2 separate regions of the Homo sapiens genome follow, and region 1 is linked to region 2. Evidence: read pairs that join two places in POLR2A ChIA-PET (ENCODE). Cell type or tissue: MCF 10A. All regions are shown on one strand. Links, peaks and the distances in the headings refer to the core of each region. The heading gives the core; the rest is flanking DNA.

What was found. Peaks named below come from ENCODE experiments on the same cell type or tissue, not always from the same donor. Only the 100,000 strongest peaks of a DNase experiment are listed, where the experiment ranks them.
Region 1: POLR2A ChIA-PET joins it to region 2 with 12 read pairs; 2 of 35 experiments call an interaction of 5 or more read pairs at or near these places.

What each region holds. Positions count from the first base shown.
Region 1 is chr18:31,242,604-31,254,900 of GRCh38, forward strand. It overlaps LOC105372049 (a long non-coding RNA gene), which reads left to right. Exons shown (of 4, transcript XR_001753388.2): 2 at 7,721-7,841; 3 at 8,396-8,566. Among named protein-coding and RNA genes, the nearest start is that of DSG1, 69 kb to the right of the region's middle. In MCF 10A, for the core only: no CTCF peak of the experiment used is centred there; DNase peaks (open chromatin) are centred at 3,408 and 5,408.
Region 2 is chr18:31,505,203-31,517,499 of GRCh38, forward strand. All of the region lies in intron 1 of DSG2 (desmoglein 2), which reads left to right. Among named protein-coding and RNA genes, the nearest start is that of DSG2, 13 kb to the left of the region's middle. RefSeq lists enhancers at 6,052-6,121, 11,124-11,667. In MCF 10A, for the core only: no CTCF peak of the experiment used is centred there; DNase peaks (open chromatin) are centred at 3,719, 7,469 and 8,539.

The DNA.
Region 1 (12,297 bases), core at 1,321-9,320, 260 kb before region 2:
ATCTTGGGTAAAGGGCACACAGGTGAATTAATTTGGTAGTGGATTTTTATAGACTGTACAATACACTTGACTCTTTGCCAAAATATGAGTGCCTAATTGCTGTGTCTTTGGTGAACATGCCAAAGATTCAGTGATTTTATTCACGTAGGAGGAGGAATGATTTGGGGGAGTAGTTTCAGTGGACAGGTTTTATTGTACTTACTAGATAATAAATTCTTTGAGGCAAGAAGAGTGTTATTGTACTTTTTGTATTTATCACAACACCTAATGAGGTGCCTGACTTATTGGCAATCAATTAATACTATCTAGACAAATGGACTTGAGCAGGTGACCACCTGAAACTAACTAGCACACAATAACAAACACTTGAGCTGCACAGAGACCCAGGTTCTTATCCTGATTCATTCATTTATTGTGGTTTTGGAAAATTTGTAAATCACTTAAATGTACAGGGATTTATGTCTTTTAAGGTATGAAAGCTATGCTGGATAGAGGTGCTTTCTGAAGTCTTTTTTTTTTTTTCATTCAACAAACTTTAGCGCAAAGTAAAAGAGACAATGTTTCTGCTTTCATGGAGTGTATACAATGGGTGAGGGGGTGGGAAGGAACAAGTAAAAAGCAAGGTGATTTCAGAAAGTATTAACTGCTGTGCAGACCATACAACAGGGGAAAGAGATAAAGAGTTAAATCCCCTAAGACGGTCCTGGCTGTTTGTTGGCTTTATTTTTAATTTCTCCTTTTTCTCTAAATAGAAATCAACAGACTTTCTTGAAAAGAGGACTTGATTATCAGAATCAACTGTGGAGTGTTTTACAAATAACAGGTTTTCAATGCTCTACAGATTTTACAGGGATGTAAACCAGAACCCTGAAAGCTCTAGTGTCTTCACAACAGTTCCCTTGAAAACACTGGTACTGCTAGGGGAATGAACAATTTACATATAAATAATTTATATTTTAGTTGTCTCTAAGTGTGAGACTGTAAGAAATTCATTTTGAAAACCACTCAAAGGTTTCCTGATTTTCATACTGTCCTTAGCCGATAAGCTCTTAGACTGATTTGACTTCTAAAATACCTTCTAACTTGAATTCATTTGAAAAGCCCGAAGTGTTAAAACTCATGGATTGAGATAAATAACCTTCCAATGGAGTCTAGCAAATTGGAAACTGGACTTGGTCTTTGATCTCAGGGAGGTACGCGTACTACAGACGGGTCATTGTGCTTGCCCAGACAGGACACGAGGTAAGACTTCCTTACTTAAACTTGACACATACAGCATGGTCAGAAACAGCAGATGGGGTCATTTGTTATCTTTAACACTGTACGCCGGCCCAAGTAGGGCAGGACAGTGGGAATCCCATAAAACAGAGCCAGCTTTCATGCTAGGAGCAGTACTGTAGTCACCCAATCATACGGCAGAAATAGTAAAGGTCATGCTTCCTCCACAGTGGTGAGGTGCAGCAGCTTCCTTGGCAAATGACTTCTGCGTACTCTCCCCACATGGAGGAGATTGGTCATGCAAAGTAGGTGTTTTCAGGGTACAGGAAAGCTTTCCAAGATTGCTTCTAGAAGCTATGGCAAATGTATTTTCAATTTAAATGTATCTTCCTATTATCAGCACTTTAAATTTGCCATTTATCAGAAAGGGCCTTTTTCCTCTTTTCCTTCCTGCATTTGTTTTCTGTGTAGGTTTGCTTTTTGTCTGTTTGTTTTGGCCTTTGAGGAATGTGACTTCCTAAGGTCACCCTGGAAAACAAAGAAGCAAAACAAAACAAAAAAAGAACTCCGTTTTCACTAAAATGGAGTCCGAAGATGTGGGTTCAGTGCTTTATCTGGCTGTCTCTGTAACCTGGGGATCACATTCGTCTCACAGGGAAAGTTTTGTGAAGATCAAATAAGAAATAATTTGGATATTGAAATGCTCCCCAAGGTTCAAAGACCTGCACATTTAGAATGCTTGGCAGCCCCTGGTCTTTTTGTGTGTGCTGCACTTGGGACATTTATCAGAATCTGAACACATCAGAAACTGACCCAATGATAGAAAAGAACTGGAACTAGGGGTGATCAGAATAACCTCCTGAGAAGGCCGTCCCAATGGAGAAAGGAGTTAGTGTCCTGAGCTTTGTGGTCCTGCACCAGCTCTTGGCTAGTCTGCTGCTGAAGTATTCTGTCAGACCTGAAGAAAAATAGAGGGCAATAAGAATCGGTACTGACAAACAGGCCCAGGCACCACACTCCCGAAGACCAACACCATAAACAATCTGCCTGGCAGGGTTAGAGTCTGTAGAGGCTGGGGAGGCAGTAGTACCCAGAGAAAAACAACTCGAAAGTGGAACCTTTTGAATAACAGCCCATCTCACAGTAGAGTCCTTTACACCAACAAAAACGAGTCTTGGTCAGTGTCTCTAACATACGTTTAATTTCCTAGACAAATCTTGCATCTCTTCATGATTTAGCTTCTTGTTTACAATGCAGCTTTCTTAAATGGAAAGGAAACTGCTGAATCTCAAATTGCTGTGTAGTTTGTCAGACAATGACATCCTTCACTGCCAGCGTTGAGCACACTCCCTTTTTAATCCATTTTGCCTGATGAAGCATAGCATTTTCTGCAGCCTTCTGAGCTGTTAAGAGAATATTTCAACTGCAAACACAAAGAAGAAATGTTTGAAGTGAAATGAACTATGGGCTAATCGGGAAGGGCTTGAATGAATGTCAAAATAAGAGCTCACCTACTGCACATTTTTAAAAAGAAGTCTATGTTAATGGAGTCAAAACACTGGCTTCAGTGTTTTATCTTTATTGATGAAATTACCACATTTGAAAAGTAAACACTATTTTATTTTATGTCTGATAGAAAATATATATACGCTATGGAAGAAATTTTGAAAATACAGAAAAGCAAAAACAAAATGATGAAATAAAATAATCTTTAACTTCCCACATTCAGATGTGAAGCACTGCTTATATTTTGTTTTTATGATACAAAAAGAAGTCTGTAATGCAAGCTGTCCTTCCCTTAGCAGTCTGACAAATGTATTGCATTGGTGTAAAAGTAATTGCGGTCTTTGTCTTTACTTTTAATGGCAAAAAACACAATTACTTTTTCATCAACCTAATATATTTGGCTCGAGTTAAAAATATTTTTTAAATGATTAAAAGTAAACACTAATCTAGCATATAGGACTTACAGCTTAAAAATATTAAATACACAAATTTTCTGTCCTCAGTAAGCTAACATCTCAGGTTTTATATGACTTATATGAATGAAATGACAATGTGTTATTTTTGAAAGCTTATTCAAATAGTAGGAGAGGACATACGAAAACAAAATATGAGGTTTGGGGGCTTGACTCCTCCCTGAGAAAACGCAAGAAGCTCTTTCTCAGAGGAGTCATACCTAAATAGCCTGTGTGGGTGTGGTTAGTGTTTTTATTTAAGTGGGCGGGGAATGGAAGCTTCTTTTGGTCTTGCTGAACATTTAGCTTGGATTTGTTTTATTTATATGGCTACCTAGTTTTTGCTCTGATGGTATAAACCCTGGCTTTTATTTCAAAGTGTTTTTATTTCCATTTTTTAATTTAAAATAATCCCATAACTTCTTTAGTCTCAAGAGCCTATCCATGTCAACCTTATTAGTTCCTACTTGTTAATACTTTTAGAAGTTTGAATTTAGTTGGTACTTTGGATTAATGTCCTAACATAAAATATTCTATTTTATACCATGCTTGGAATCCGAAACTCTTATTCCAAAATGAAATCTGACATCTCACCAGCAAACCTTGTGCCTTGTATTTATATTGTAGAATATCTTAGAAACCAGTCCACTGGTACTGCTCAGTAATTATCTCAGGACAAGTAGGTGCTATTGATTTGTTAGCCACCGTTGTCTTAAATTAAACTTGGATAGTGATATATGGGTACCAGGTTAAATGTTCAGAGGAATGATGCTTAGAAGACAGAATGAACAGAATGGAAGTTGGAGGATCTATTAGAAATGGGTCTAGATAGGACACAGAAAACAGGAAGTGGAGACCAGATGCCCTCCCACCCTCCCCGACAACCCCAGAAAAAGATGGCTCAGATAGAGTGAGTCTGGCTGATAGCTTTGGTCATTCAGCTGCCACAGTTTGGTGTATGTTTCCAGAAAACAGGAAGTAAAGCAGTCCTGACAACAGCCATAGACAAAAGCTCTCAAGAATTAGAAGAAAAGAGGTGCTTATTAGCCTAGGAGCTTAGCTGAGCAGATTTTCCTCTAAGACTCACATATGCAGAAAAGCTGGAAGACTGCTTGCAGGAATGAGCCTTGCCTGAAAGCCCTGGAAAGAAAGAAGGAGCCAGAATTCTTGTGTGAAAGAAATAGGCTTTTTTGGCCAGGCGTGGTGGCTCACGCCTTAATCCCAGCACTTTGGGAGGCCGAGGTGGGAGGATCATTTGAGCTCAGGAGTTTGAGACCAGCCTGGACAACATGGTGAAACCTCAACTCTACAATAAATACAAAAATTAGCCGGGTATGGTGGCATGCACCTGTAGTCCCAGATACTCGGGAGGCTGAGGTGGGAGGATCACTTTAGCCCAGGAGGCAGAGGTTGCAGTGAGCTGTGGTCGTGCCACTGCACTCCAGCCTTGGCAACAGAGTGAGACCCTGTCTTAAAAAAGAAAAAAAGAAAGAAAAAAAGAAACAAGCTTTTTCAATTAAATTCCACAGAAATGATAAATCTTTGCAGTTGTAACAATATATAAAATGTGCAGTTCATTAAGATTTTAAATATTTGTATGCCTTAAGCAGTGGTGAAAAACGAGAATTAAGCCATTTAGAAATACTCCACAAGACTAATTCCATAAAAAAATTTATGGACTACAGAATAGAGAAAATGCTTTAATAATGGACAATATAGTTTATTGTCCCTCTCTTGGGAGAGAGGTAGCTTTATTCTCTAATAATTAATTTAGCTACCTTTAAGACAAGTCAACTGAAGAACACGTCTTAGTTTTTCTTTCTTGCTCATGATAGAAAAAGTTTCTAAGAAATAAGCCTCTGTACTAAATACTAGTCAAATTCTGAAAGGCCCAGTCACTGGTAAAACTAGCACCACAAGTCAGAGCTGCTAACTACCGCTTAGGTACTAGAACCACCTCCCTTGTGAAGTGTTAATGGCCTCAGCCCAGCTCCTAGCAGACATCTGTCTACATCACACACAAAATAAATTTAAATTGGCAGTGTCTGCAGAGAAAATGACATTTCATGGATGTGGAAATAAACCAACCCTTCAGATAAGAAATGACCTCACATTCTAGAGATAGTCTCTTCAGGGTGAGCTCTGAGAAGCCAAACTTTTTCAATTCCTTTCTCACTATTTCCTGACCCATAAAGAACAGACAAAACAAACGATGCCCTCAGACCTTTTGCAATAAGAAACACATCAAACTCTATGAGCAATTAGAGCTATTGTGTAATAGTGGTGATGCACGTTTCTAAACGTATTTCCACTTCTGTTTTACCTCAGTTAAACACTCATATATTCTCCTAATGGTATGGGATAAGGGGAACCGTGCAGGTGTCAACTATAATTATTGTTTTCCCTGTTTTTAGTCAGAGATATTTGTCCCTCACCTCTGTTGAAGAAAACATACATAACCAGAATGGCAAATAAACTGGTTAGCACTTTGACATACTCTAAATATTCTCTATCAACATGACCAATGCATTACAAATGAGCAGCTACATTTTAAAAATATTGATGGAAACCTCCAACAGTATCTTTGCTTCCATTTCGATTCATGCCACCTAAGATATAAGCACTATAGGTAATATTGATGAGAATAAACAATACCAAAGCATCTTTTGCACATTATCCCATTTCAGCTTTCTCTTGGATGTTATCGAGTAGTAGTGTAGATTATTCACATTACCAATATGGGTGATAACTCACCAAAGTTTTTTGTTTGTTTGTTTGTTTGTTTTTGTTTTTGTTTCTGTTTTTTGAGTCAGAGTCTTGCTGTGTTGCCCAGGGTGGAGTGCAGTGACACGATCTTGGCTCACTGGAACCTCTGTCTCCCAGGTTCAAGAGATTCTCCTGCCTCAGCCTCCTGAGTAGCTGGGATTACAGGCACCTGCCACCACGCCTGGTTAATTTTATTTATTTTTATTTTTTATTTTTTGTATTTTTAATAGAGACAGGGTTTCACCGTATTGGCTAGACTGGTCTTGAACTCCAGACCTCAGGTGATTCGTCTGCCTCGGCCTCCCAAAATGCTGGTATTACAGGCGTGAGCCACTGCACTTGGCCTCATAAAAGTTTTTTAAGCAAAACTAATGGACCACAGAGTTATTCATTCTTGACTCTAAGCATCAAACTTATACACATACTTGAGGTTTGTATATGAACATGCATGAGCCTGCAGGGGAAGGCTATGGTGTTAGAAATAAAAGTCATTCTTGTTTGCCAGAAATGTATATCTGAAACTAAGTCACTTAAATTAGTCAAGAAGTCTCCAGAGAAACAAAACCAAAAAGAGATTTAATATAAGGAATTAGCCCCCCTCCATAATTGTGGGCAAGTCCCAAGCTCTCTGCAGGGTGAGTTGATGAGCTGGAGACCCAAAGAGCAGATGATATAATTCCAGTCTCAGCGCCAGCAGACTTGAGACCAAGGAAGAGCCAATGTTTCTGTTTGAGTCCAAGGCAGAAAAAAACCTGATGACCAAATTCAAAGGCAGTCAGACAAAAGGAGTTCCCTCTTACTCATAGACAGTCTGCCTTTTTCAGGCCTTTGACTGCTTGAATAAGGCCCACTCACATTAGGGTGAGCAATCTGCTTTACTCAGTCAACCAATTCAAATGTCAATCCCATTTGAAAACACCCTCACAGAAACACCGAGAATGATGTTTCACCACATATCTGGGTGTTCCATAGCCCAGTGAGGTGGACACAAAATTAATCATTATACCAACACTAGTATCAATACTGTTAGGATGATTCCTTTTCATCAGTAATGAGCCCAGAAATATGTTAAGATACGGATCAAATAGAAGATCATCATTCATCATATTGAATAATCTATTGATGGAGTAAAAATTGTTTCCTCTTCCACTGATTGTATTATAGGTGGTGTTTGGTGAGCTATACCTGTCATTTAATGCAAAAAAGAATTCAGATGATGCTGGGAAATTTTAATCACGAGTGTTCTTTACATAATAGGTATCATGATGGCAGTGAGGTTTGGAGTGAAATGTGTGGAGTGGGACTGAGGGAATGGTTCCAGGAAGAAAGAAAGCAAAAATAATGATAATAATAAAATAATCAGGTTGTTTTCTCATGGGAGCAAAGCAGGCATCCGTTTTTTTCTGCCTGAGCACAAGACAAACACCAAATAAACAGCAAAAGTTACTTAAAAGCCATTTCTTCAATTTCTCCCAAATAAGGCCAGAATTAGTTATAATTGAAACAGAAAAAATGTACAGACAGAGTTCCAGATATAAGATCAGGATATTTAAAAACAATGGAATCCAGTCAATGTGTGAAAAATTTTTCAAAAGCTTAGGTGTCAACTGGTCAAAATTAGAATTCTGCATTGATAGGAAATTCTTCAGTTTATAAATCTTAACAAAAAATGGTTCCCTTGTTTTTACCAGCTAGAAGGAAATCTAAGAAGTTTGACTTTAATTCCTTCAAAAATACAGAAAAATCATAATCTTCTCTATTCCTGTTTGTTACATAAGTTACAGATTCACATGAAGTCCCAGGATAGCTTCTGTCGGCTTTGGTGGCCTGTTGCAGCAGCCAGCAGCAGGAAACTTGAGGAGCTATCATCTCAGGAATGAACGGGGCCACATCAATAAGGTAAAACTAAGGTCACTCAAGTCCTAGACCCTCATTTTGCCTTATTTTTCTCCCAAGGGATTTTTAAAATACCATAAAAATTGAACCATCAAAAAATCACGAAATAAACATGTTTGTAGTAATCATTAATACCATTCCCTAGACACTAAATAAAATCCCACATACATTAATCAAAGAAAATACTTTTTTCATTAGAATTCTAAGACGACACTTTCATCAACTTTCCTAAAATCTAAAATTTAATCATCCTTATTATTGACTTTTCACTAACTTGTTTCCTACACTGATTTATAATTATTTATTCCATATTCTATTATGCTCACTAGATGCAGACATTCACTGCATCCTATTAATTCCGACATTGAATCTATCTTTAAAGGTATTGTTACTCTTATTATTGGAATGGTCGAAAAAAAGCAAAAAAAAAAACAAGAAATATTTACAGTTACATTATTTTGGTTTTTCTTCCTGTTGCGATATATAGTATTTTACTGTTTATTTTAGAAAAAAACAGTTTCTAGAATATAAATCAAAGAAACTATACTACATTTCAGGAGACCTGTAATGATGTGGCTCTAAATGTCAGCTTTAAAAGCCTGGGAATTGATAGAGGAAGAGAGAAGAAAGGGTGTCCCAGTTTTCCACATGCCGAATGATTCAGCAAAATAATGTGAGCAAGTCAAGACTCTGGAAAATATTTTTAGATGCCAAACAAAAACCTGGAGGTAAATCTCTGCTACACTGTCAGTTAGGTTCTTAGCATCCAGTTTGATTTGTTGTACTTTAAAATGAATGGAAGAAATTATAAGGAGCACAGATAACTACAAATAATTCAAGGTTTGGGAAAATGAAATTGAATATAAAACTATGAAATGTTATAGTAGCTATAAAATCCTAGTTTTTCAGTGTAGAAGAGTAAAGGTTAAAGAATGACAGAAACTGTCTTGAAATAGACAAAAGGATATAAATATCACAATTATATCACTAGAGTAAACTTTAGATTTCTTTTCCCAACCCATATCCTGACTGTCTACCACCAACCACCATTTGACAGCAGAAGACACTGAGGCCAGGCAGGTGAAGCTGTTTGTTCAAGAACCAGAGTTGTTTCATGGGAGATCTAGAGATTAGAGCCCAAGCATCCTGACTTGTAGTTCTCTTTCCATTTCTTAAGATACAACCATTAGGTAATTTTATGGATTTTTTTCCCACAAATATACCAGGATCTACGATTGATATGAGCATTCGCATCATTGTAACTGCTTCAGAAAGCTGGAATAATAGAACATTTTAAAGTACTTCTTTTGGAACTATTTGTAGACCCAATTTAAAAGCCAGAAAAAGAACCTCACTGCTCTATAATTTTTATTCTGAAATATTTGCTTATGATCTATAATGCATTACCCAGCTTAAATAATAGATGAATCCAGCAACTTGTTTCTGAGTGACTTTTTGTCGTTGTTAAAAGTCAAATCCATCTTAGAGGACAGAGATTTTTCCCCAGAAACTCTGATGAAGGAAGGCTTTGAAAGTAATTCCAGGAAAGTCTTGAAATATTTTGAGATATGGCAACAATGTTGCCATAATGTGAATATTTTTCTTTTGAATATTTCTTTTAGTAATGCTATGGTATTAACAGTTTTTAAAATAAATCCTTTTCTTTTACAGCCCATTCCATTTGACTTGAGATATTAAAATCTTATGACAATCTATAAGCCAGACCAGTAGAAATGTGACAACCTCTTTATAGTCTTTAACTCTGCAACAGCTTTACAATTATAGAGATTAGAGAACCATTAGAATTGTGATACAAGTAATATAAGTATAGGTTTTAACACTGTCATCTGTCACTGCCATGTTCCTAACATATATAGATAAAGTATAGTTTTAAAAAAGGAATATAAAATACATTATTAATATGCTTTTTAAAGTAAATAAATACAGTTGTGGCCAGAAATGGGAACATTGTTTATGGATAGCTAAGGTATAGTAAAGTCATTGCTTTATTTTGGAGAAAGACAGAAAAATACAAGATAACTCTAGACTTCCTTACAAAAAAAGATATATATACACACACACATTAAAATTCAAAGATAAACACTAAAATAATAGATAAGTAACTCTTGCTTCTAGAAGTGTCCCCCATGTGGTAGAGTACTACAGCCTAGCTAATTGCTTAAAGCTGCAATTAGGGACGCTGAAGTGGAAACACCCACCACCTTTGAAATGAGGTTTAAAAAGCTTAAAATAATTCTTGCTTATGGTGAAGGCTTATGCAAAGTCACTAGGGAAGCTAGAGAGAGCAGACACACTTTGCAGTCAGGAACTGACTCTACACCTAGCTTAGTAACTGGGTCAGCATGTTGACCATAACAGCAGAGATGCTGTAAACCATGAATATAAGGCTTATAAATTAAAATTCCAAAAAGATGGCAGGAAGAAAGAAAACCAACAAAATCAACAATCAGAAAGTAAATTGTTCCAGATAAAATGAGCATGTAAGAGCAATCTGAAAATGATTTGAAAATAAACATGATTAGGATACTCAAAGAAATAAAGAAGGAAATTTCTGATAGAGAAAGAAATTATGAAACCAGACAAGACAGAAATGATACAAAAACAAAAGCATTTGAAAAAGAACACATTAGAAATCTTAAAAATCAAAATGTACTCATTGATGAAATTTTTAAAAAATCAACAGATGAGATATTCTCTAGACTGGACAGAAGGAGAGAGTTTAATAAATTGAAAGATAGTATTGTACACTTCCACCCAAATGCAACACAGAAAGATAAAAGGATTTTAAAGACACATGACGGAACAGTTAAGAATTAAGGAGGGGAGCCTGAGAGGAACCACCATTCAGTGGGGCTCCCAGTGAAGAAAGAGCTGAGAATCTTTCAGAACTGAAAAAAGATGTAAATCCTCAGATCACTGGTGCTGACGGAATAAATGAAAATAAATCCACGTATTTATTCTTGATTCCTAACTTGTTTTTAGGAAACGACTTTGAAGAAATAGATCATGGGGGTTAAATAGTAGAAGCAAGGAGATCAGTAGAACACAATTTTAATTTTTGGCTTCCCACCATCCTTTTAAAATGCATTCACTGGCTGTAATGTCACCCTGCCTCTAGATAAAATTGGGCTTTTGGCTTATTCTTAGATGAATAGAACTTTAAGGCATAAAATCAGAAAATGCAATTCAAATTTAGAAATCAAAATGTCCAGAAATAATATAATAAATGTGTAAATGTATTGAGAGAGAGAGAGAGGGTGCAAATAGGAGAATCAACTCTTCAATATTTATTCAATGCAAAGTTTTCTCCCCTTTTCCAATTAATGACTCTATAATTCCAGTTTTGCCTCTGAGAATAAGAGTGCTATTGGCTTCCTTTCTCTTTTTACTTTGTTTCGATATTTTACATTTTTTAAATACAAATTATATATATTTAAGGTGTACAATGTGATGTTTTGACATACATATACTACATAAACCTACTGAACTGATTACTACAGTCAAGGTAATTTACATATCCTTGTAAATCAAGGTAATTTACATTTTTTAACATAGTTACCTTTTTGTGGTGAAACTACTTAAGATATACTCTCAGTAAATTTCAAGTATACAACACAGTATTACTAACTATAGTCACTATGCTGTACATTAGATCTCTAGAATTTATTCATTTTATATAACTGAAACTTTGTAGCCTTTGACTGACATCTTCCCATTTTTCCCACCCACCCTTAACCCTGGCAACTACCGTTCTCACTCTGTGCTGCTATGACTATTTTAGATTCCACATATATGTGAGGTCAGACAGTATCTTTCTTTCTGTGCCAGGCTCATTTCGCTTAGCATAATGTATTTTAGTTTCACCCATGTTGTAAATGGCAGAATTTCCTTCTTTTTTAAGGTTGAATGATATCTTATTGTATGTAGTTGTGTATATACATTTCTTCAGCCATGCATCCGTTGACAGACATTTAGCTTATTTCTATAATTTTGCTATTGTGAATAATGCAGCAACGGGTATTAGGAGCACAGTGTCGTTGAGATATTGATTTTATTTCCTTCGGATATATATCCACTGTGGGACTTCTGAAATATATGGTAGTTCTAGGTTTAAGTTTTTGAGGAACCTCCATATTGTTTTTTAAAGCGGCTGTGCCAATTTATATTCTCACCAACAATGTATGAAAGCTCCCGCTTTTCCACATCCTCATCACTTTATCTTTTGTTTTTTAAATCATAACCATCCTAACAGACATGAAGTGATCTCTTATTATGGTTTTGATTTGCATTTTCCTGATGATTAACGATGTTGATCACCTTTTCATGCCCCTATTGGCCATCTGTATGTCTTCTTTGAAAAAAATGTCTTTTCAAATCCTTTGTACATTTTTTTTAAATCAGGCAACTTACCACTATTGAGTTGGAAAAATTCCTTATA
Region 2 (12,297 bases), core at 2,716-10,715:
CATTTTTTGTCCAAATATCTCCATGTTCTGGCACATGGAGTCCCTCATCTGTGCGTTTTCCTTCCTCCTGTATGCACAGAAACAGATTATCTTCCATTTCCAAGGCCAAGCCCATTGCTATCTCCTTGCTAAACCTCTCCTGATTTCCCCGCAAGGAAGTAATCTTGCCTTTTCTGAGTTCCCCAGAACTATTTTTATAGCCGTCAGTTATACAATTAAGGTTTCCTACCTCATAGTAGTTTGATCCTCCTATTAAACTGTAAGCTTCTTCAGAGCAAGATCTTTGTATCTTTTATCTATAAACTAGCTAAATGCCTTGGGCACGGACGTATTCTTTAAAAATGTGAGTTAAAGTATCTTTCTGTGTTTAGAAAAGCTGGAATAATGATATGGATTTCATGTGTTTAAGAGAATTATTTAATGCCCAGATAGGTTAAGTAGTAATTTTTTTTTCTTTTTTTTTTTTTTTCTTTTTTTTGAGATGGAGTCTCTCTCTTTCACCAGGCTGGAGTGCAGTGGTGCAGTCTCGGCTCACTGCAGCTTCCGCCTCCCAGGTTCCAGCGATTCTCCTGCCTCAACCTCCCGAGTAGCTGGGACTACAGGTGCACGCCACCACGCCCATCTAATTTTTGTATTTTTAGTAGAGACAGAGTTTCACCATGTTGGCCAGAATGGTCTTGGTCTCTTGACCTGGCCCGCCTCAGCCTCCCAAAGTGCTGGGATTACAGGCGTGAGCCACCGCACCTGGCCGAGTAGTAAATTTTTGTTTAAATTTTATGCATTTAGCAGTCACAAATTGGGCGTCTACTATATGACCAACAGTCTTCTAAGGACATGTGAACTGCCCCCTGCAATCCTGGAGCTTACAGTGGAGAAAGGAGTATAAGGACAAGAACTTGACATTTTTTGAATATCCGCTGTGTGCCAGTCACTGGATTTAATGAAAGTTAATAATGGGTGAAACTGAATCAAACCCAGGTTCACCTGGCACCAAATGCCTGTCTGTCAACCCAGAGGCATCATCGTGAATTCCCCTTACAGCAGTTTGCTACAGTGAGTCATCAATAAGGTCCGAACTTCTGGAACTAGATAATTAATTTCACTGCAAATTAGAATCATTCTAGAAAGGAAAAAAACAAGAAATGTAAATTAAGATTTACCTCATTTCAGAGATATAATCCTGCAAAACTGTACATATAACTTTCTAAAGCCCTTGATTTTCACTCTTTTCAATTTTGCTGATCCACTTATTTGAGACCAATGAAACGCCTGCTTCCCACTTTAGACCTTGGAATTGCCTGTCGGTTAATTTCTGGTAGTTCCTGCAGTTTGCCTTACTGACAGGCCAGTGCCATCTAATGGTAAAAAAGGACAGTCTGAAGCTCTTGGTTTTCTTAAACTGCCCAGTGAAAAGAAATCATTTTCTTCATTTTACTTTTCAGTTCAGGAATATATTGCAGCAAAAGAGTGGAGACAACCTATAATTTTTGTTTATCAAATTTTGTGAAGTCTGTTATACAGCTTTATTTATATTTTGCCTAATTCCAAAAGCATTTGTGGCCATTACAGAAAACACCTACCAATAAAAGAGTAAAATATTTTTTACATGTCTAGTCATTTAATAAATGCTATTTTGAATTGAAATTGTATTTTAGTTAGTTTGCTTGTTTGAGCAATCCAACGACTTCAAGGAAAAGAAAAAGTATCGTTTTGCTTTTTTGTTTTTTCTTTTTTTTTAATTATACTTTAAGTTCTGGGGTACATGTGCAGAACGTGCAGGTTTGTTACATAGGTTTACACATGCCATTGTGGTTTGCTGCACCCATCAACTCGTCATCTGTATTAGGTATTTCTCCTAGTACTATCCCTCCCCTACCCCCACAGCCTCAACAGGCCGCAGTGTGTGACGTTCCCCTCCCTGTGTCCATGTGTTCTCGTTGTTCAACTCCCCACTTATAAGTGAGAACATGTGGTGTTTGGTTTTCTGTTCTTGTGTTAGTTTGCTGAGAATGATGGTTTCCAGCTTCATCCATGTCCCTGCAAAGGACATGAGCTCATCCTTTTTTATGGCTGCATAGTATTCCATGGTGTATATGTACCACATTTTCTTTATCCAGTCTATCATTGATGGGCATTTGGGTTGGTTCCAAGTTTTTGCTGTTGTGAATAGTGCCTCAATAAACATATGTGTGCATGTGTCTTTATAGTAGAATGATTTATAATCTTATGGGTATATACCCAGTAATGGGATTGCTGAGTCAAATGGTATTTCTGGTTCTAGATCCTTGATGAATCGCCACACTGTCTTCCACAATGGTTGAACTAATTTACAGTCCCACCAACAGTGTAAAAGCATTCCTATTTCTCCATATCCTCTCCAGCATCTGTTGTTTCCTGGCTTTTTAATGATCGCCATTCTAACTGGTGTGAGATGGTATCTCATTGTGGTTTTGATTTGCATTCCCCTAATGACCAGTGATGATGAGCTTTTTTTCATGTTTGTTGGCTGCATAAATGTCTTCTTTTGAGAAGTGTCTGTTCATATCCTTCACCCACCTTTTGATAGGGCTGAGTGTTTTTTTCTTGTAAATTTGTTTAAGTTCCTTGTAGATTCTGGATATTAGCCCTTTGTCAGATGGATAGATTGCAAAAATTTTCTCCCATTCTGTAGGTTGCCTGTTCACTCTGATGATGGTTTCTTTTGCTGTGCAGAAGCTCTTTAGTTTAATTAGATCCCATTTGTCAATTTTGGCTTTTGTTGCCATTGCTTTAGGTGTTTTAGTCATGAAGTCTTTGCCAATGCCTATATCCTGAATGGTATTGCCTAGGTTTTCTTCTAGGATTTTTATGGTTTTAGGTCTTACATTTAAGTCTTTAATCCATCATGAGTTAATTTTTGTATAAAGTGTAAGGAAGGGGTCCAGTTTCAGTTTTCTGCATGTGGCTAGCCAGTTTTCCCAACACCATAAAATGGTATTTTTTGAGTGACAAATGCTTAGGACCAGTAAAAGTTAAACTAGAAGAAGAGGTATAAACCAGGGGAAAACACTACCTAAAGTGTTTTCCTACAGTTCAATTGTAGTTGATGAATACTTGTAAAATGAAAAATCTTTTTGTGATGGGGAGAATTCACAGTTACTGAACTGCCTGATTTATTTTATTTTATTTTATTTTATTTTATTTTATTTTATTTTATTTTATTTATTCTTGAGATAGAGTCTCATTCCGTCACCCAGGCTGGAGTGCAGTGGCGCCATCTCGGCTCACTGCAACCTCCGCCTCCTGGGTTCAAGTGATTCTTGTGCCTCAGCCTCCCTAGTAGCTGGGATTACAGGCATGCACCACCACACCTGGCTAATTTTTGTATTTTTAGTAGAGATGGAGTTTCACCATGTTGGCCAGGTTAGTCTTGAACTCCTGACCACAGGTGATCTGCCTACCTCTGCCTCCCAAAGTGCTGGGATTACAGGTGTGAGCTTACAGGCGTGAGCCACTGAGCCCGGCCTGAATTGCCTGATTTAGAACACATCTTTTCACACATCTGTCTGTAACTAGGGGCTCATTATCCAGTTTATGAATTATCCAGGCTCTCCTCTTCTTCCCTTTCCTATGCTACCATGTGATTTTACACAGTGGTTTCCAAAAGTGTGGTCCCACTTTTGGGGCCAAGCAGCATCAGCATCCCCAGGAAACTTGTTAGATACAAATTCTTGGACCCCATCCAGACCTACTGAGTCAGACACTCTAAGGCGGGACTCAGTAATCTGTGTTTTATCAAGGTGATTCTAATGCCACTCAAGCTTGAAAACCACTGTTAACATCCCAATTAGAAAATAAAAATAACTGGAGTAGAAAAGAAGATTAAATATTAAAAAGCCCTATGTCAAGGGAAAAAATAGGAACTGTCCATGAATATACAAAACTTTACTTGAAATAAGAATTCACAGCATGAATGAACAAGTCAAGTGTAGCAAAGCATTGCTAAATGCATATTTTAAAATTCTATGAGTTAATAAAAAGCTTTCAAAGAAACTGTCTTCCTCTTTGTAACTAACTTCAATATGACTCACCTAAAATCATATTTGTTACATTCAGATTAGCCCAAACATCCGAAGAACAGGTGAAAGATTTTGGTAAGTCATGTACTTTATTACTGTCAGACTTAAAATATTTATTATTATCTAAAGTTCAAATTCAGAGTTCAAAAATTAAAAGTTCAAAATATTGCTCTTTTTTTTTAAATTAGCAATTGTGAAAAATATAATTACATATTTAAATCAGCTGTTGAGTGAGACTGCTATAGGAGTATATAAATGTCTAGATCATCTGTAAGTTGGACTTTTAAGTTGGAATTTTCTAAATAAGTTATGCTGGTTAGCCGTAAAATAAATGTTATAAAAACTGTCTTTTCTTCCTCCTGTCCCCAAAATAAGATTAAGAAGAGAAAAGTGCAGTAGGTGAATTCCAACATAAATCTGACCCACGTCAGATTTATCAGAGCAGATCACCAAACTCACTGGTCCACCCTGACTGCACTGGGTCACTTGAACTCTTCTGAACATGTACATTTCTATGACTGTAGACTACAGAGCCTTCTTTGTGGCTATGGACGCTACTACAGACCAGACCACCAGCTCTGCCAATACAAATAGAAAAGTCAGGATGTGTGACCAGAGGAAATAAACAAGTGGCATCCACTCCCTTTATTTTATCTCATTTTATTTCTTTCAGATTATTTCAGCCAAAGTTGAAAGCTCTTTAAGAATGGATTGGGGATAAACCAGGGATCCTCTGGGCAGTTTTTGATTTGACCTTCTATACAATAAAAGGGAGAAACAAAAGAATTATAAAACATTCTGCTGGTTGGAAGGTTGAGTAACCAAGGAAAGAAAATAACACAGATGTTAGATGATGGGCCTGAGGTGGGCATGAATTTAAAGAACCACTGGCAAGTGCCACGTCCTCTGTGTTTGAGTTCTAAAGATAGTCCGTTGAGCACACTGCTTACCTTCTAGTAATTTCTCGCTGAATGGACATTAGAAGCCATTATAGTGACTGAAAGTTGAAATAATGTTTTAAACTAATTTGTATTTCTCTACATCCATTTTTAATAAGGTATCTCTTAGTCTGATCTATTAAAGTTTAAGGGATCACCTCACCATAAAACCACTGAACACTTCAAGATTCTCTACTTTAAAGGAAAGACTTCTGACAGAGAACCTGTCAGCCAGGAGGAGCTGTCATCCAGTGACTCATGAGTCCTTCTGGATTCTTGTTTAAACTCATCAAGGTGACTTCAGAACAGAAAGTCTTTTCTAAAAGTGCTGACCTTGAAAACAAAGAGTACATTGATTGATGGTGTTTGGTATTCCCTCATGCCTCTGCAGGAAAAAAAAAAAAATCTTTTGCCAGATACCAGGAAGTCCAGTTTTTATAAGATGTGCAGGATCCAATGGTAGAAAAATTTTTTACATGTTTTTCAAAGCAGCAAAACTAGTTAATAAAATACTTTTTTTAGAGTTTAGCAAATTAGAAAAGCTTTTGCAGAATTTTTTGGTTCATCTGAAAACACTGCTTTGGATACAGGAACTAGCAGCTTACTTTTCCTCGTCAGTCTTAAAGTCATGTTGCAGGTGACATTTTTCTGTCACCAAGTTCCTGGTGAGAAAAAAAGTCACAGATTTAGTGTTTGGAGGAAACCTTATTGGCCATTTTGTCCAGCCACCCCTCCCATGCTTGAAACCTCTTCACAGCATCCCCACAGGAGGTGACTCAAACTTACAGAGTGGACAGGTTTTTTAAAAAGTGCCAGGGAGTGGGAATGGAGGACTAAGGCAGAGAGTTTCTGCTTGTTCCAGTCATGTTACTTGCAGTATACTACCCACTAGAGATGTACAGAATCTCCACAGTCCTCTGCAGCTTGTATTACTGTCCTGACCCTGGTTATTACAGTAGCTTCCAATCAGAGAAACGCAGCCATGGTGTCTTAACCTCGGCACTTGGCCAGTTGCAGCCAGATAACACTTAGTTGTAAGGGCTATCATGTGCATTGTAGGATGTTTGACAGCATCTCTGGTTTCTACCCACTAGATGCCACTGGCATTTATCTCCCCTACCTCGAGCCCCACCCTGGTTTGACAACCAGAAACGTCTCCAGACATTACCAAATATCCCCAGTGGCAGGAGGAGCGGGGCAGGGCAAAACTGCCCCTAGTGGAGAACGATTGGTCTAAATTAAGAATGTGTTCTGTGAGATAGAGGATCTTAAGGAACCAGATCCAAATTATTTAGAAAGCAGTGGCTGAGATCTTAACTGCTCAGTCAAATAAACAGACAGTTCCACAATTGACAAAATGTTAGTGCAGTTCTTTTTTCTTTTTTTGTACAATGAATGAAGCAAATATTTCAGTCCATAACACCTTACTAAAAGCATGCTACTGCAATACGTGCTATAAAAATGCAGATAGCAGAACCCTCTTACCTAGATTCCAAGACAACCTTGACTTTAAGATGCACATCAATTCTTCTGATGTTTTAGTGTAACATACATCCAGAAAAGTGCACATATCACGAGTGCACTGAATCTTCACAAACTGAAAACACCATGTCACCAGTAACGAGGTGAAGAAACAGATTGCCAGCATCCCAGAAGGCCCCTTGTGCTCCCTTCAGTCCCTACGATCCCCCTGATAGCCGCTGTCCCAATTCACAGCAGATTAGCCTTGCCTGTGTCACGCTGGCTCCCTAGATGCTCAGCAATTTAATACCAGCCTTTTGAGAGAAGAAAAGAAACATTACATTAAAGATGTACAAAACCTCTAATATGCATCCCAGTTCCTTAACTAAAACCGACTGATGACTCCCAAATTTTTATCTCCGGGCATAACTTCTTTTCTGAGCTACTAACTCCTATATCCAAAAGGCCATTCACACAGAACACATAAAAACGGCTCTTACCTCCCATTTCACCCCTCCCTCAACACCACCCCTGTCTCCTGCCTCACCTTCAGCTTACCCCATCCCTCTCCCCATTCTGTCTCATCTCTGGAAATGGTGCCTTCACTCACCCAGGTGTTCCGGGTCAAAATTCTAAGGGTCATCTATATTTGCCCTCATTCATTCCATTCACAGGTCTCTGTTGCCTCTGCCTTCAAAATAAACACTGGAGATATCTACTTTCTTTCATCTTTACTGCAACTCCCAGGGTTTAAGCTAGTGTTATGTATTGCACGTGCTTCTGCAATGATGCAATGACTACAGTCTGGTCTCTATACATTTGTTCTTGCCACTTTATGGCCTGTTCTCCATACAGTAGCACCAGCGAGCTTTTTCAAACATAAACTGGTTGTATCATTTCCAAACATAAAAGCTTCCAGTGGCTTCCTCTCACACTCAGGATAAAACCCAAAGTCCTCTCCCTGACTGGGTACTGGCCTATCCCTGTGACATCATCATCACTGATTCACCACCGCATGGCCTGGGCGTTCCTTTTGCAGGGCTCTGCCTGACTGGCTTCCTCATACCATTCACGTCTCTGTGCAGATGCAGCCCCTTCTGAGAGTTTTCCCACACTTCCAAGTCACTCTCTACTATCCTGACCCTGCTTTAATTTTTTTTATTGCTCTTATCAAAACCTGGTCTGTCTTTGTCTCCCCAGTATGTAAGCATCCAACAGGGTAAGAATATTGTGTTACTTAACATATCCTACAAGCTCAGGAAATTGAGGGTATGAATTAATTCAAACTTGCAGAAATTTTAAGATAAGGACCATGCAAAACTTAGAATTGAGGAAATGTCTCATAAATTCTGTTTATTGAATGCCAGTCACTGCAATAGTTACATTTCATATATTTCTTTAATTTGCACATCAGCCCTGCAAAATGGATGTATCCTAGTTAGGTGGCTTTCAGATGCAAGTAACAAAACCCAACTAAAACTAGGTTAAAGAAAAGAATGTTGAATATCAATCGTAAGAAAAAGTTTAGAGAGAGAGTTGGTCCAAATTTGAACGATTCTGTAACTTAAAGCCTTTATGGTTTCAGTTTGGCTTCTCTAGCATTTCATTAGCTTTCCCCTCATGGTCACAGCATGGCTGTAGCTATTCCAAATGTCACCTCCTCACTCAACAGTCTCCAGAGGCACTTAAATAGGAAGGTTATGCATGTGCTTCTCTTCTAATCAGTGAGGAGAATCTTTTGTAGGGTCTCCTGATACCTCATTGACCAAAATTCTCTTACACATTTATGCCTAAACCAGCCAATATCAAAGTAAATGGGCATACATACCATGCTTTGTCATGCCAGTCATTCAGCTCCATGAGCTAGGCAGGGTCTACCTGAGAGTACAAAGTAGAGTTTTATGAACACTGAAGATGAGAGAAAATGCCAATAAGCTAGACAATTGAAAATGTCTGCCACAGTATGTATTACTCTCCTGTTACAGATAAGGAAATTCAGACTAAAGCATCTTGTCTGGCAGGATCTCCTCCCCGCTTCCCTCTGCCCTGAGGATGGGTTAGACTTAATGACTCACTCCCAAAGAATGGAATAGGGACTGGGAAAAATAGTAACTTTACAACGGAGAAACTGCAATCAGTACCTTAGCCAGTGGTGTCATGTGGCTATTGCACACCAGCTAGTATGGTGTGACAGAAAGGGCACTTCAGCTCTGTGATGTTCTTTCCAAAAATGCATAATACTGATCTAATCGTGAGAAAAACAACAGATAAACCCAAATTGGAGGACACTGTGCAGGATACTCAGCCAGTATTCCTCAAAACCGTCAAGGTCATGAGAAACAAAGACTGGGAAAGTGTCAAAGACCAGAGGATATAAAGGAGAAGTGATCACCAAATGCAATGTGGAATCGTAGATTGGATCCTGGAACAGCAAAAGAACATTAGTGGGGGAAATGGTAAAATCAGAATAAAGTATGGAATTTAGTTAACAGTGCATTAACTAAATGCACCAATGTTAATCTCTTAATTTTGACAAATGTACAGCAGCTATTTAAGATGTTAACATATGAGGAAATTGGAGAAAGGAACTGCTGGTACTATCTTTGCAACATTTCTGTAAATCTAAAACTATTCCTAAGTAAAAACATATTTTAAAAGAAATGTGTGCTAGGTAATTGTTGAAACTGGATGTTAGCTATATGGGTGTGCATGTTACTATTCACTCTGCTTTTATACATGTTTGCAATTTAAAGTGATTTTAATGTTAAAAATACATACATTAATGAAATATATTTTATGAGTTTCTGCCTTCGAGATACTAGCAGTCAAGAGTAACAAAAATTCTTGTGCTGACTACTGAAACAACAATGGATAAGGCAGACTTCATTGACTGTTGTTTGTACCTAAACAAACAAATGATATTTCATGTCACATTCTACAATCTTGCTCCTCAAAATTTGGTCTGAGAACCCACAACATTGCTATCATCTGAAACCTTGTTAGAAATGCAAAGTGTAAGGCTGACCTCTAGACCTACTGAATTGGAATCTTCCTTTTAACAAGGTCCCCAGTGAACAAAATACACATTAAAGTTTAAGAAGCACTGTTGGTAACCATGTGATTTTCTGCATTTCTGAGCAAATCACATCTAGAAAGTAAATTCCAATAAAAATCAGTGAAGATGCTCATATGATGAATTTACGTTTGACTAGAGGACTGTAAATTACTTCCGTTTTCTTATATCCTAGTAAAACACATGACACTTGGTCAGAATAATAATATTTACTTAAAATAACATGTAAATTATACCCTCTTGCTAGGGCCGGTAAGATTGTAGGGAAGAATAAAAGTAGCAAATATTCAGTGCAGCCAACTACTTAATATGGCCTGTATCAAAGAGAAGAGTCTGATGGTTAGAAGGATGGGCAAGAAATATATTAAATTTTTTTGTTTGTTTGTTTGAGACAGAGTCTCACTCTGTCGCCCAGACTAGAGTGCAGTGGCGCGATCTCGGCCGACTGCAAACTCTGCCTCCCGGGTTCACGCCATTCTCCTGCCTCAGCCTCTCGAGTAGCTGGGACTACAGGCACCCACCACCACGGGCAGCTAATATTTTTTTGTATTTTTAGTAGAGACAGGGTTTTACCGTGTTAGCCAGGATGGTCTCGATCATCAGACCTCATGATCCGCCTGCCTCGGCCTCCCTAAGTGCTGGGATTACAGGTGTGAGCCACTGTACCCGGCCTAAATATACTAAATTTTAAGGCTGTTCCCTGATGATGTGGACACTGGGACCTCTCTGATCCAGGCACTGATCTTTCTCTTCAAAAATTCCCACCCAAGGAACATGCAGAGAGAAGTGATCTATCTCAGCATTGCTTTCCCTTGCTTTTCATACCATGCCACCTTTGAAAATACATAAATTTGGGGAGCACCACTTTGGTTAGAGACATCTCTGGCCATTGCTAGCTGGGCAAGTTAATAGTAGACAGAATGAAGAAGAGATCATAGATCTGATCATAAAATAGAGAATTAGCCATGATTGTTCATCTGCCCCAGAGAAGCCCACACTAGAAGCTGAACATCTGCTCTCCTTGAGTTTCTCTTTGGAATGGAGAGCCAAGAACATGAACTGACAATGGAAAGGAAAGAAAGAGGCTGAAAGATTCACTTGTGGAATGGACCCTACAGGAAGCTTTCAAATGAATGCAAAGGATGTGAAAGAGACTTTGAAATTTTAGGGAATGCCTTGTTTCCCATGATGTACCAACTAGGGCTTTGTGGATCCATGTGACCATGCAGATGGGAAAAGGCAAACAACTGAGAAAAGCTACACCAAAGACAGAGTCCAGTGAATTAATGCATAAATGGAAGGTGGAGTAGTGGGAGCAATACATATAGACAATAATTTCAATTTGGAATTATAAGTAAGAGAGGGATATAGAGCAATAGATTGTTAACAGAAACAAGAGAGGGATCTGGTTTTTTTTTTAAGATAAGGAAAACCTAAATATATTTGGTTTGCCAATCAGAAGGAAATAAATGTATTGATTAGCCAATGGAGAAGGAAGATAAAAGGTTAGTGGAAGGATTAAGGTTCTTGAAGATAAATGTGGGAGAACAAATAGAGTTGCAAATAAAGCACACAAACGATGGTTTGCCTTGGAAAGGAGTCAGGACACCTCTTCTGTGGGGAAAGAAGGGAAGGAGAGGATGACTGAAGATAGTCTCAGTCAAATAATACATGGGGTCATCTCATAAGAGTGAATAGGTACAGAGGTGTGACTAGAGTCATCTCCTAAAGTTTGGAATGCCTATTTTAGAAATGCAATAAGGGTAAGGCAATGACAAAGTGACGATATAATTTATAGTGTGAGCACACTTTTGAGGATGAAAGGGTTGTTAACAGATGGAATGCCTCACAGCAGGTGTCAACCTAGACTCTTCTGAGCAAATGCAGACATATGGTCACACTAGAAAGGAACCGCCACCCCATGGAAAGAGCAGCTATTTGAGAGCATGAATGTGTAAGGGATCTATTCAGCCACTGTGGCCTCCTCTAGCGATATTGCCAGTACATGGTCAGAACTAAAGAGAATAATAGGTTTCTAGAGTTGAGAGGAAAAGTGAGGCAGGAATAGCAGTCATGAAAATGAAGCCTCCCTGGTGGTCACTGACAACATCTTCAGAGTGGCAGGCAGCAGTCTGCTAGCTGCTCCGGTAGAACTGTGTGCAGCGGTGGAAATGTTTTCTGTCTGCCCTGTCCAAATGGGTAGCCCTTAGCACATGTGGCTGTGGAGCAACTGGATTATTCATTTCAAATAATTGCGGTTAAAATCCAAATAGCCACAAGTAGCTACCATATTAGAAAGTGCTGGTTCAGATTGAGCCAAGAGAAGAAGGAAGCCAGCAGGGAGATTAATGAACTATAAGGAAATCCTGCCATTTGCAGCAAAACAACATGGCTGGAAGTGGAGGTCATTATGTTAACTGAATAAGCCAGGCACAGAAATACAAATACAACATCTTCTCACTTATATGTGGGAGCTAAAAGTTTTGATCTCATGGGCATCGAGAATAGAATGATAGAATCCAGAAACTGGGAAAGGTAGTGGGGAGGTGGGGGAAGAAAAGAATTGATTAATGGGTACAAATATATGGTTTGATAGAAGAAATAAGACCACTAGTTAGAAATAAGTACACTAGTTCGATAGATCAGCAGGGTGACTATAGTTTACAATAACCTATTATACATATCAAAGCAGCTAGAAGAGAATTATTTAAATGTTTCTAGCATAATGAAAAGACAAGTATTTAAGGTAATTGACATCCCAAGTATA